Regions from separate parts of the Homo sapiens genome. Here all the other regions are linked to region 1. The links are chromatin contacts, found by Hi-C or POLR2A ChIA-PET in ENCODE. All regions are on one chromosome and are shown on one strand. The core of a region is the stretch at or near the end of the contact, and the rest is flanking DNA. Distances in the headings are between cores, read along the strand shown.

Region 1 (3,563 bases), core at 613-3,112:
TCATAAATTAAGGAAAAAAATTTCATTTAATTACTTGGCTTTTTAAGATACCATAATCAAACAAACTTTAGTACCATAATCAAACAAACTTTAGTACAAGAGGTCTGAATTACCTAGTTAAGTGTTTAGTTAATGAAGACTACTAGTTCTATTCAGCTCCTGCTAAATCTCATCAAGAAACTGTCTTCGATTCTTAATTTCTCTATAAAATAATGGGATTGGATTATACTGTTAATGTTCCTTAAACATCGAAAATTCTGTATTTCTGTGATGCATAAGATTAAAATGCCAACACAATTTTCAAATCAAGACTAAAGAAGCCATCTTAACCTTTGCAAACTGGTGATGTTAAAAAATTTACTATTTCCTACCTTATTGCAAGTATCATGCTTCAGATTTTACCTATTCATTGTTTTCAAGCATGTCAAAGAAAGTTTCGTGATTCAAGAGGTACTCCTCTAATCCTCAATACTAAAACTGTTTCATTAAATACAGTACAGGACCCTAAGGAAAATGTATACCAAAAGGGAGTGGGAGCCGAGAAGAATCTAATCCAAGTCAGACCTGGAACGCACTAATTAAAATTCAATATTTCACTTGGTATGTGGGTTCCTACATGAAACTCCTGTCATGGTTAAAGCTTAAGGTTAAACACGTTAATAGAAGCCAATAGAATGGCTCTATTGAATTGTACTGAACTTCTTTTTCAGCAGCTCCTTTACCTAACCACTATTTTAAGCTTTAAAATCAACTTCAGGGGTAGGCACCAAATAACCAAGTGAGCCACGGCAGCCGGGGCTGCAAACTGAAATCCATCTCGTATGGAAAATCATCATCAACTCACGTTTTCCATTTCAAACTGCGATACAGGTGGAAGAAAAGCTGTAAAAGCCTTCTCTTTGAAACTCCCATCACACGGCCTCAAGGCATTAACTTAAGAATCTCAAGATAACCTAAAGCAGCACAGTTGTCAGAAGACTCTAAAAGTTGTATGTGCGAGAGAAGGCAAAAAAACTACTTCGGGACTAAAGGTTAAATTTCGCTGCTGCATTCCCAAGACTTAAATTCAGAGAATCTTTCCACCTGGACAGAATGGGATTGTCTGGATCCCGATGAAAATGGGAAGTTATGTGCTTAATCCTCAGACGAGGGATTCCGGGGTGGGGGGCACAGTGAGGGTCTTCACACTCGGCTGGCAGAGAGGAGTGGGGCGCTGGGGAGGTCTGGTAACTGAGGGCGACTAGGAGCCAGAAGCGAAGCTTTCCGTCAGGAAGGCCTGGGGCTCGCACTGCAAGGGGCCAAGCGCCGGGCAGCCTGGTGGTCGGCGAAGCACCCCAGCCAACTCAGGCCAACCCGGACGCCCGGCCTCCCTTCTCCCGCGCGAGGGCGACGTGCCCCCACCCGTCCTCTCAGCCTGCGCGAGGAAGAAGCGGAGCGCCGGGCCGCAGAAAACCAGCACGCACGACATGTAGGCACCAAAAAAACGCAATTCGAACACGACCAGTTTGCAGAAGGCACAAAATGCCACGGCGTGACGCCCCATTCCGAGCGCGGTGCGGACGGCGGCGCAGGGAGCGCAGCGCGTGCGCCCGGGAAGCGCGCGGCTCTCAGCTCCGCCTCCCCCACACCCCCCGCCCCCGGCTCCCCGCGCCGCAGCCGCCGCTGCTGCCCCTCTGGGATCTCCGCGCAGCGCGGCCCCGCGAGGCGGGCGCCGGGGAGGGGAGGGGAGGGGCCGCGCTCCCCGCCTCCCCGCTGGCCCGCGCGGCTCCCCAGCCCGGAGCCTACTCACCTCCTCCTCCTCCTCCTCCTTGTCTCTCCCTCCTGGCCACCGGCGCGGCCCAGCCGGCGACGCGCTGACGCCGTGCCCCTCCCCCGCGGCCGCCGCGGATGCCGCCGCCCCTCCCGGCCCGCGGCCGCCTCGGCCTCCGGGCGCGTCAGGCGCTGGTCCCGCCCCTCGGCCCGCCCGCGCAATCGAGGCTCCGCCTCTCTGCGCCGCCCGGACTCCGCTGGCGCGAGGTCCCTGAGTCAGCGGCGCTCCCGCCCGCGCGAATCGCTCCGCCCCAGCCCGCGGGCTCGGCTCCTCGCACCTGCCCACTGTCCCCCGGCCTCGCACTGCTCCCCACCTCCCTGTGCGCCCTTTCCCATCTCGTCAGCACCCTGTCCGCCCTTTCAGCTTTTTCGTACTCTTTCCCCAACCTCCTAGTCCTGTTCTAAGCTCGCATAGTCACCTTCTCTTTCCTTCTGGAAGGTCTGTGCTGTTCATTAGGTCGACCTCGGATTCCCCGTGCAGTTTTCCAGCCGGCCCGTTGCATCTCCTTTCCTGGTCCACTCCCCGGCCTACTAGAGCCTCAGGGCCCCTGTGCGGGTTCCTGGCTCCCTTGCCGACACCTCTACCTGCTCTGCAGCCCGGAGCTCCTCCACAGCTGCTTTGCCAATGCCTCTTAATATCCCTCCTTCTGGACCTCCTCGATTCCCTCCTGGCAAGGCTCATGCTTTCCTTTATCTCCATTTTTCCCGTCCTTTCGGTTCTGACTACTCCACACACTTCTGATGCAGTTTGAGTATTCAATAATTGCATATTCGCGGTCCCATTTACACGAGGAGAGTCACATTGAGTAATTAAAAATCACAAAGCAAAGCGACAGCAGTGGAGACCATCATTTGACTTGCATAGTTCCATCTATATTTTCCTTATGCAATAATATTCTCATTGCCACTTGAATTTCAAGGAATGGGATTTTCTGTTGGGGCTTAAAATTCACAAATGTTGGATGTTTTTTCGCTGCGACCTAATTTCACTTTAGCTCTTTTATTTATAGAATACATAGTAGAAAGAGTACCAGGAAGTCCCAGGTGTTCTTGACTGTAAAGTGAGGAATGTGTCCCTTCGTTAAATTCCTTTATGAAGTAAAGGATCCTTTCTAAAGTAAAGGTTTTTGTATCTGGAAGGAGGTTGTAGGTTAAATGACTCTGGTGAAGGCAAAACATGCAAATATAACTGGATGTCTGGTTTATTAAGTAACTTCATTTTTAAAACTGCAACTCGGAAGAGTTAGGCTGTGATGTGGAAATGAATTAGGAAACATACCAAAATAAAGGAAATCGATTAGGTCTTTGTACTTATATCCACAAGTTGCTTTAAGTTATGTGAGTAAACATTCTTATCCTTAAATTGAAGCGTCGAAACTATCTTCCGTTCCAAACAAAATCCAGCTCTGTGTGGACATTCAAAGTTTAAAACCATTGTTGAATTGAACAACAGCATTGTAAGCATTTGAAAGCCTAATAAACCATCTGTCCATCCACTTTCACACAAATTGAGAAACAGAAAAGAGTAAATGCCAAAACCTGAAAGTGAGTGTTCTGACTACACATGAAACTAGTAAATCCTATTACACAGAATAAAATACAAAATGCTTCTCCACTTACGATGGGGTTACTTCCCAATAAACACAATGTAGGTTAAAAATATTGTAAGCCAAAATTGCATTTAATGCTAGCAACACAGCAGATGGTCCTCGACTTCCAATATTTTCAACTTTAGGATGGTATGAAATGTATGT
Region 2 (3,378 bases), core at 345-2,844, 5.3 Mb after region 1:
ATCCATCCACAATTTACAATCCATATAAATTAACACAAAAATTGTTATCGTACATTTGGATACTGAAACTTAAATTTATTTTAATATGAACTTCTTTCTAACAAAAGACTTATAAAAGGATCTTCCCTACTGAACTATTATAATTTATTCATTTAAACCAAAATAAAACCAGGTCAAATAATAGCATTCTATTCTACTTCAATTAATTTCTCTCCTTTGAAAGTACCACATACTTCTTTTACAGCATTCTCTTTCTGTGCAGGTTATGGGCAGGCAAAAATTCACCATAGAACTTGGCCAAGACTAGTAATCTATTCTTATGACTTGTCTCTATAGTCACACTTTAGACTTAATATACCATGTTCAATTACAGAAATAGCATCCTGGCTAAATGCTGCCATATAAATCTTCCTAGCACACAGCTCTAAGTGAATAATCACAATTTAAAGAATGAAGTCTAAATTACTGAGTTCGGCATTCAAGGCTCTCATTTACTTGGTACCAACCTCACAATTCAACCTTATCTCCCACTTATCTCTTTCATGCAGCTTACATTCAGGTTGGCAGGCAGCAGTCACTTTTCAGTTTTTCAAAGGGGTAGGCGGGTTGGGGAGTTCTTTGAATATACCTTCCTGTCCTTCCCGCTCATATTTTAGACTATACAAATCCCACCTATCTTTCAAACCTCAAGTTAAATGTTTCCCTCATGAAGTGATCCCAAACTCCTCTCCACAAAGACTTGAATCTGCATTGCACCTTCGTGTAGGTTCTAAAAAAAATTATTACTTTATACTTTAATTGTAGCTGTTTTTATATATGTCTTATGACCGCTACATATGAATTCTATAGATAGGATGTGTCTAATCACTGCAAAGTTACAGTCAATAAATATCTCTGGTGTGTGAGAGTATCTCCTATTCTTATTTTGTAGGATTTAGAAGGTCACTTCCAATATGGAAACTGTTTTAAAAAAAAGAAAAAAAGATTAAAAAAACCCTTCAGTTTAGCTAACCCAAAAGCTAAAAAAGGGCCTAAACATAGATTCTAATATTTACTGAAACGCTGTATTTAAAAAATACCGAAAGGGTGCTTGAATTTCCACATCTGTACAAATGAAATTGTATAAATAAGTGTATTTGCAGTGCAAAGAATGCTACCATCTTCAAAGCATAACATAATTTCACACCACTTGCTTCCCTTGACATTTTTGATACATTATATCTAACACTATACCACCCAATGCCATCATAATTAAACCCGTTCTTTCATTCCTAACATTCCCAAACGAGTTTACTATGCTGATTCTTAAGAGATAATTTACTCACATTGGCCATCTCCGCTGGAGAAGATAGTTCGCAAAATAGCTTTCCTTTGGTAAAGTTATTTCTGGGAAAGAACACAACAAAACAGACGAGTGATCGATTAAACTCTAACAACAGACAACTGAGGTAACGTCCACTCTTCGAAGGTGTGTCGTCCACCACGTCAGGACCAAAGTCCAAGCTCTCCCCGTACCCTAAGGAGGCCAGAACTCGCCCCCATGCCAGGCACAGATCCCCCAGCCCGGAGCCGGCAGTGCAGCTCAGAGCCCTTCCGGTTTACAGCCGCGGAAAAACAACTCGGACCAGATCCGGGAGGGGAATGGGGGCTGGGTGGCCAAAATTCAGTCCAGAGGATCGAAGCGGCTGCTTTAACAGAAGTTGGGGCTGCGTAACAACAGCTCCAAGCAAAGCTTCAGGCTGATCGGAAAGATGAGGAAGCAGAAAAGAGACTAAAGACAGACGGACAGGATGGCTGGGGACAACGACAGGGACCCAGTGAAAATACGGGCAATACCGAGGGCTGTAACCCTAACACGGGCAAATTTGGAGGGGCTAACATGGGCGGAAACCATCCGTACCAGTCACCACCACTGTCTCCAGCTGTCCCAGAACCGGACTCTTCCTGCCATCAAAATGGCGGCGGCGACGGCAGCGGTGGTAGCACCTACGCTGGCGGTGAGCAGGCAAAGGAAGTTGCTTCCGAGCGCGTCGAAACGATGATGCGCACGCGCAAAGTAGGCCTACGTGGAGCCGACCTGCCATTGGGTAAACGCAAGGGAGGAGAAAAGGTGGGGCAGGGGTGATTTGGGTGGATGGATAGGAGGGCTTCCGACCTGCGTTAGGCGGGTCAGTTAATCTTCAGTAACTCCTTGATGCGTTTGATAGTCCTCCCAACTTAAGCCTTCCTTACTGCCTCCAGGAGATACAGTCTTCTGTTCTTTTTGTCATAGTTGTTTATTTTTCATGAATCGCTGTTTTTGAGCATAGGGCACTTACCTCTTTCTGTGTCCCCAGCCCTACCACAGTGCCAGGCTCTCAATATGCTCGATAAATATTAGGCGATTGATTTGTAAATCGTGTATCATTTTCATGTATCTAATACTTTTTTAAAAATTGATTAAAGCCCATAAGCCCATATTTTATTCCAGATGTCCTTAGTTTTCGACCTGGTATTCTTTTCCATTCCAGGATCCTGTCCGGAGTACATCACCATGTCTTCCAGGCTCCTCTGGACCGTGACCGTTTCTCAAACTTTCCTTGTTTTTGATAACCTTAATAGTTTTGAAGCGACTTATTGGTCATTTGGTCAAATGTCCTTCAATTGGGTTTTGCCTGTATTTTTCTCATGCATTAACTGAGGTTATGGGTTTTTCTTGAGTTAAGAGGTAAGGTAAAGTGATCTTCTCATCACATCACATCAAGGGTATATACTATCAACATGACTTATTACTGTTGATGCTAACCTTTATCACCATTATTACAGTGTCATACAGAAAAGTTTTATAGTTCTACAAAGATCCCCTTTGTTTCATCTAGTAAGCCCTTCCACCTCCCTATGTAGGGTTTGTCAGGTTTCTCCACTGTGAAGTTACTGTTTTTCTTTTCCTCTCCATACTATACTATTTGGAAGGACATCTCTCTGTGCAGCCCAAACTATAGGAATGGGAAATTGTTATACTCCACCTTTATGAGGACAGAATATCTTCATGAATTATTTGGAATTCTTCTGCATGGGAGATTTGTCTGTACTGCATTTATTTATGTATTCAATCATTTATGTCAGTATGGACTCATGGATATTTATTTTACATTTTGGGTTATAATCCAATACTACTTTATTTTGTTGTTCATATTGGTTCCAGCTTTGGCTATTGAGATTTCCTTTAGTTGGCATTTGTGTCTTTTTGACAAACCCTCCTCGTTTTATGTTTATTGATTTTTTTTCTTGAGCATTTTCTTAATTTCTATAAGTTGCTCCAGGCTCATCTTGTATATTCCCTGCCCCAATCCTAGAATCAGCTGCTTCCCCAAAAAGCCAAGGGTACTTTTAATGGAA
Region 3 (3,321 bases), core at 254-2,753, 6.9 Mb after region 1:
GGATTACAGGCGTGAGCCACCGTGCCGGGCAGGGAGATCATTTTCTGCACCCCAACAATATCAAAGAAAAACATGCAATCAATTTAAACTCAGGAAATCTTACTTCAGCTCTATGCCCTCATTAGTACTAATACCATATTTCTTTATTCGAATGTCTACTGGTAATTTATCTTTAAAATCAAAGAAACTTCTCCCTGAACCAGTATTTTTAGAAGAAAAAAACATAAAGATGTAAATTTTGTTTGGTAAGAACTAGTTTCTATGAATCATCTAATGAATTAGTACTTCAATGACTTGCCAATATTTGTCCTTAACTCCCTTTCATAGGTTGGAGAAAGTATGGCTAACATAGATAATTTTACTGAGGTCAATTATGAATAATGAGGGTTGTTCATCTCTTCTACCCACGATTAAGATAAAGAAATGCCTAGAGAAAGACAGTCCTTTCAAGGACTTTGAAACGAGCAGCTTTTAGCCAAGACATACTAACGTGATGGCGCATTTCCTTGCATCAGTATTGTGTTATAACAGACTTGGCCATCTTATCAGAAAGCAAAAAGTATATAGCAAAACTTTACTTTTGTAAGTAAGGCATTGGGAAGAAACAGAAGATTCATTGACTGCATTTGTTTATATTGATTTTCTCAAAATCAGTTGTTTATTTTCAATGACGACGCCTCTACCGCCACCAGGTCAACAAAAACGTACTTGCTTTTGCATTTCCGGGACTCTAGCATTTCAGAGCAGGAATTAAAGGCCTTGCCAAGGCTTTTAAGCGATTGATGGAAACAAAACAAAACACAGAAGGATAAATTTTGAATTTGCTAAGACAAGAATTCGCACCAAGGCAGACATAAGACATGAGGATGTCTTCCTGACTTGCGTCCTTGGCTCGAATCGTTCTTATTAGCCCTTTTCAAAAGGCAGCTGTGACCTCCATTTCTGGCTAATCAGGCCACTTTTGTTCCCCCCGAGGCGTGGGAGGACAACAGTTAAGCCCTAACAGCCTGCGAAGCAGCTCCTCGACGAACGGCGGCGTCCCCGTCGCCTGGGCAGTGGGTGTGGGAGGTGACAGCCTAGTCCTGAGCCTCTGGAGCGGGCCTATACTGCACCGCCGTACGTGAATTTCAGGAGCGCGCAATGCCGCCACCTGGGAAGGGTGCAGCGAGGCTGACCTGAGTTTGCCCGCCGGGGTGGACGGCTCTCCGGGGCCCCCGGGGTCCCTGGGGCCCCTCCGTGCGCCGCCCCCTCCCGCGCAGCCCTGCACCCTGGCCCGTCGCGCCCGGTTCCGCGCCCTTCTAGGGGACCATGGCGACGGTACAGGCACGGACCTGCACCGCAAAACCCAAAGCAAAAGCAACTTGCCATGGCGGAGGGGAGACGCGCCCTCAGCGGCCGCAGAAAGCCCACAACCAGCGGAACGCAGGCGATGGGGAGAGGAGCGAGCAGGCAGGTTTTGGTTTCGTTTTTTGTTCCAGCTCCCTTGGAGGCTACGAAGAAAAGGGCGGTCCTTCCACCCGATCCGGCTGTTCTGCGACCTCGTGGCCTCTGAGTGGGAGCTCGGACTCAGGAGTGCTGTTGCCAGCGCCTGCCCAGACGCCCTCCGTAGTTTTGCAACTTGTGGAAGCACTCTGGAGAGAGGCCGAGAGGATTCCTCGACAGGAAATTTGGGAATTCTCTGGGTGATGCATCAGTGATTGCAATTTTGTTTTTACCCGTTTTGCTAAGCAGCAGCAACAACGGCAGAGTTGATTTAAAAAAAGAAAAAACGCAAAAAGGGAAAACACATAGTAGGTGGTGGCCGCTTCCTGTGTTGATACTGGGGGGCTACGCTTTTCCTAACATCAATCATCTCGTAGTTGCAGAGAGCCCTAGATGTCATGATAGTTTTGAATCGCATGCATTATCATGTAAGGGAGTTAAATATCTTGCATGCATGCTCTCTTCTGTGTTTATATATTCGATGCCATGAAATTGAAGGGCATGTGGCTAAAACCTTTTTACTACATGAAACTTTACAACACTTTTGAAAACATTTCAATTTGGTTGATGCGCACTGTAATATTTCTCCAGATAACTGTCCAAAATTTTCCATGGAGAAGGCTTTTATCCTCATTAGTTGCTGGCCTCAAACTAACCATCTAGGATATTAAACTTCTGCCAGAATTTTACATCCAGCTACCTTTACTTTTTAGAACGTATTCTCTATCATGTTATTGATATCAATTTCTACTTCACACAGATGGTTTTTTACAACAGCAAATCAAGTTTTTCTAACATCAGTTTTAAAAAGCCCTGCACTCAGTGAAATCTGGATGTCTTTCCTACGCCCTTATTATCTGTCCAGACTTCTTCCCCTTCCCCCACCGCTCACCTGGGCCTTTTCCTCTGCACAACCTACCCCAGTTCCCCAACCCCCACCTCAACCCCCAACGCCGTGTTGGTCACCTTCCCAGCCCAGACCAGGAGCCCTCTTGGACCTCTGCCGGGTGCTAAGGACACAGGATGAGAGCGCCAGGTCCCTGCCAGCAGAGAGCTCACCACCTTGTCCATGCCTTAGCACAGGAACCCCGAATGGCGCCTGTGGGGACACAGGGAATCTCTGGACAAACTTCAAAATCAAATCAATGAATGCATGAAGAACAAAGGTAGATGGCTAGCAGATATGAAGAAACCCAATCCCACTCCTAAGAAATGTAAATTGAAATAATAAGATACCATTTTTCACAACTAGATCTGCAAAACCAGAAAGTGTTAGCCTGAATGTAAGCATCAGAGTTGCTGCAAGCATAGATGGATGCAAATACTTCTAAAGATTTTTATCAAAATGTAAAGTGCAAAAAAATGTAAAATGCACATATTCTTAGTCTCAGCAATTCTACTTTTAGAACTGAACTTGAAGTTATAGTGCGCAAATGGCACTAAGATATTGTATAGAAATTTTAGTTGTACATTGCTTGAAATACAGGTAGTAATAATTTTTTTATAAACTGGGATCCACCTAGTTTATCATTGGATGGAGCTATTTGTTATACGGCTGATGATATATCAGTAAGGCACAAGGCTATGAAGATTTTAAAACAGAATGAGGTAGGGGGAAGTGGCTCCCGCCTGTATTCCCAGAACTTTGGGAGGCCAAGGTGGGCGGATCATTTTGAGCTCAGGAATTCAAGACCAGCTTGAGCAACATGGTGAAACCCGTCTGTACTAAAAATACAAAAATTAGCCGGGCGTGGTGGCACACACCTGTAATCTCAGCTACTCGGGAGGCTGAGGCTAGAGAATCGCTTGAACCCGGGAGGCAGAGTGAGCCAAGATCAC

What was found. Hi-C counts contacts between places; a loop is a spot of excess contacts on that map. ChIA-PET counts read pairs that join two places held with the same protein, here RNA polymerase II (POLR2A). Pooled maps may share reads with other maps.
Region 2: a loop to region 1 is called in a map of naive thymus-derived CD4-positive, alpha-beta T cell, with 9 times the contacts of the local background. The contact joins the promoter of MMADHC-DT here to the promoter of QTMAN in region 1. A Hi-C loop is called at or near these places in 1 of 168 maps with a recorded cell type or tissue (naive thymus-derived CD4-positive, alpha-beta T cell), 1 of 37 single-sample maps with no recorded cell type and 9 of 50 pooled maps.
Region 3: a map of CD4-positive, alpha-beta memory T cell shows a loop between it and region 1 (19-fold over the local background). The contact joins the promoter of RBM43 here to the promoter of QTMAN in region 1. A Hi-C loop is called at or near these places in 1 of 168 maps with a recorded cell type or tissue (CD4-positive, alpha-beta memory T cell) and 4 of 50 pooled maps. POLR2A ChIA-PET finds 5 or more read pairs at or near these places in 1 of 52 experiments (naive thymus-derived CD8-positive, alpha-beta T cell).

What each region holds. Positions count from the first base shown.
Region 1 is chr2:144,330,650-144,334,212 of GRCh38, forward strand. It overlaps QTMAN (queuosine-tRNA mannosyltransferase), which reads right to left and starts at 1,863. Exons shown (of 12, transcript NM_001376312.2): 1 at 1,790-1,863. RefSeq lists a silencer at 1,538-2,137 and an enhancer at 1,919-2,496.
Region 2 is chr2:149,585,764-149,589,141 of GRCh38, forward strand. MMADHC-DT (MMADHC divergent transcript) reads left to right here and starts at 1,595. Exons shown (of 3, transcript NR_110240.1): 1 at 1,595-2,087. MMADHC (metabolism of cobalamin associated D) reads right to left here and starts at 2,012. Exons shown (of 8, transcript NM_015702.3): 1 at 1,901-2,012; 2 at 1,326-1,386. The coding sequence starts at 1,334. RefSeq lists enhancers at 1,223-2,422, 1,739-2,058.
Region 3 is chr2:151,260,360-151,263,680 of GRCh38, forward strand. RBM43 (RNA binding motif protein 43) reads right to left here and starts at 1,504. Exons shown (of 4, transcript NM_198557.3): 1 at 1,366-1,504. The coding sequence starts at 1,368. RefSeq lists a silencer at 1,048-1,317 and an enhancer at 1,358-1,587.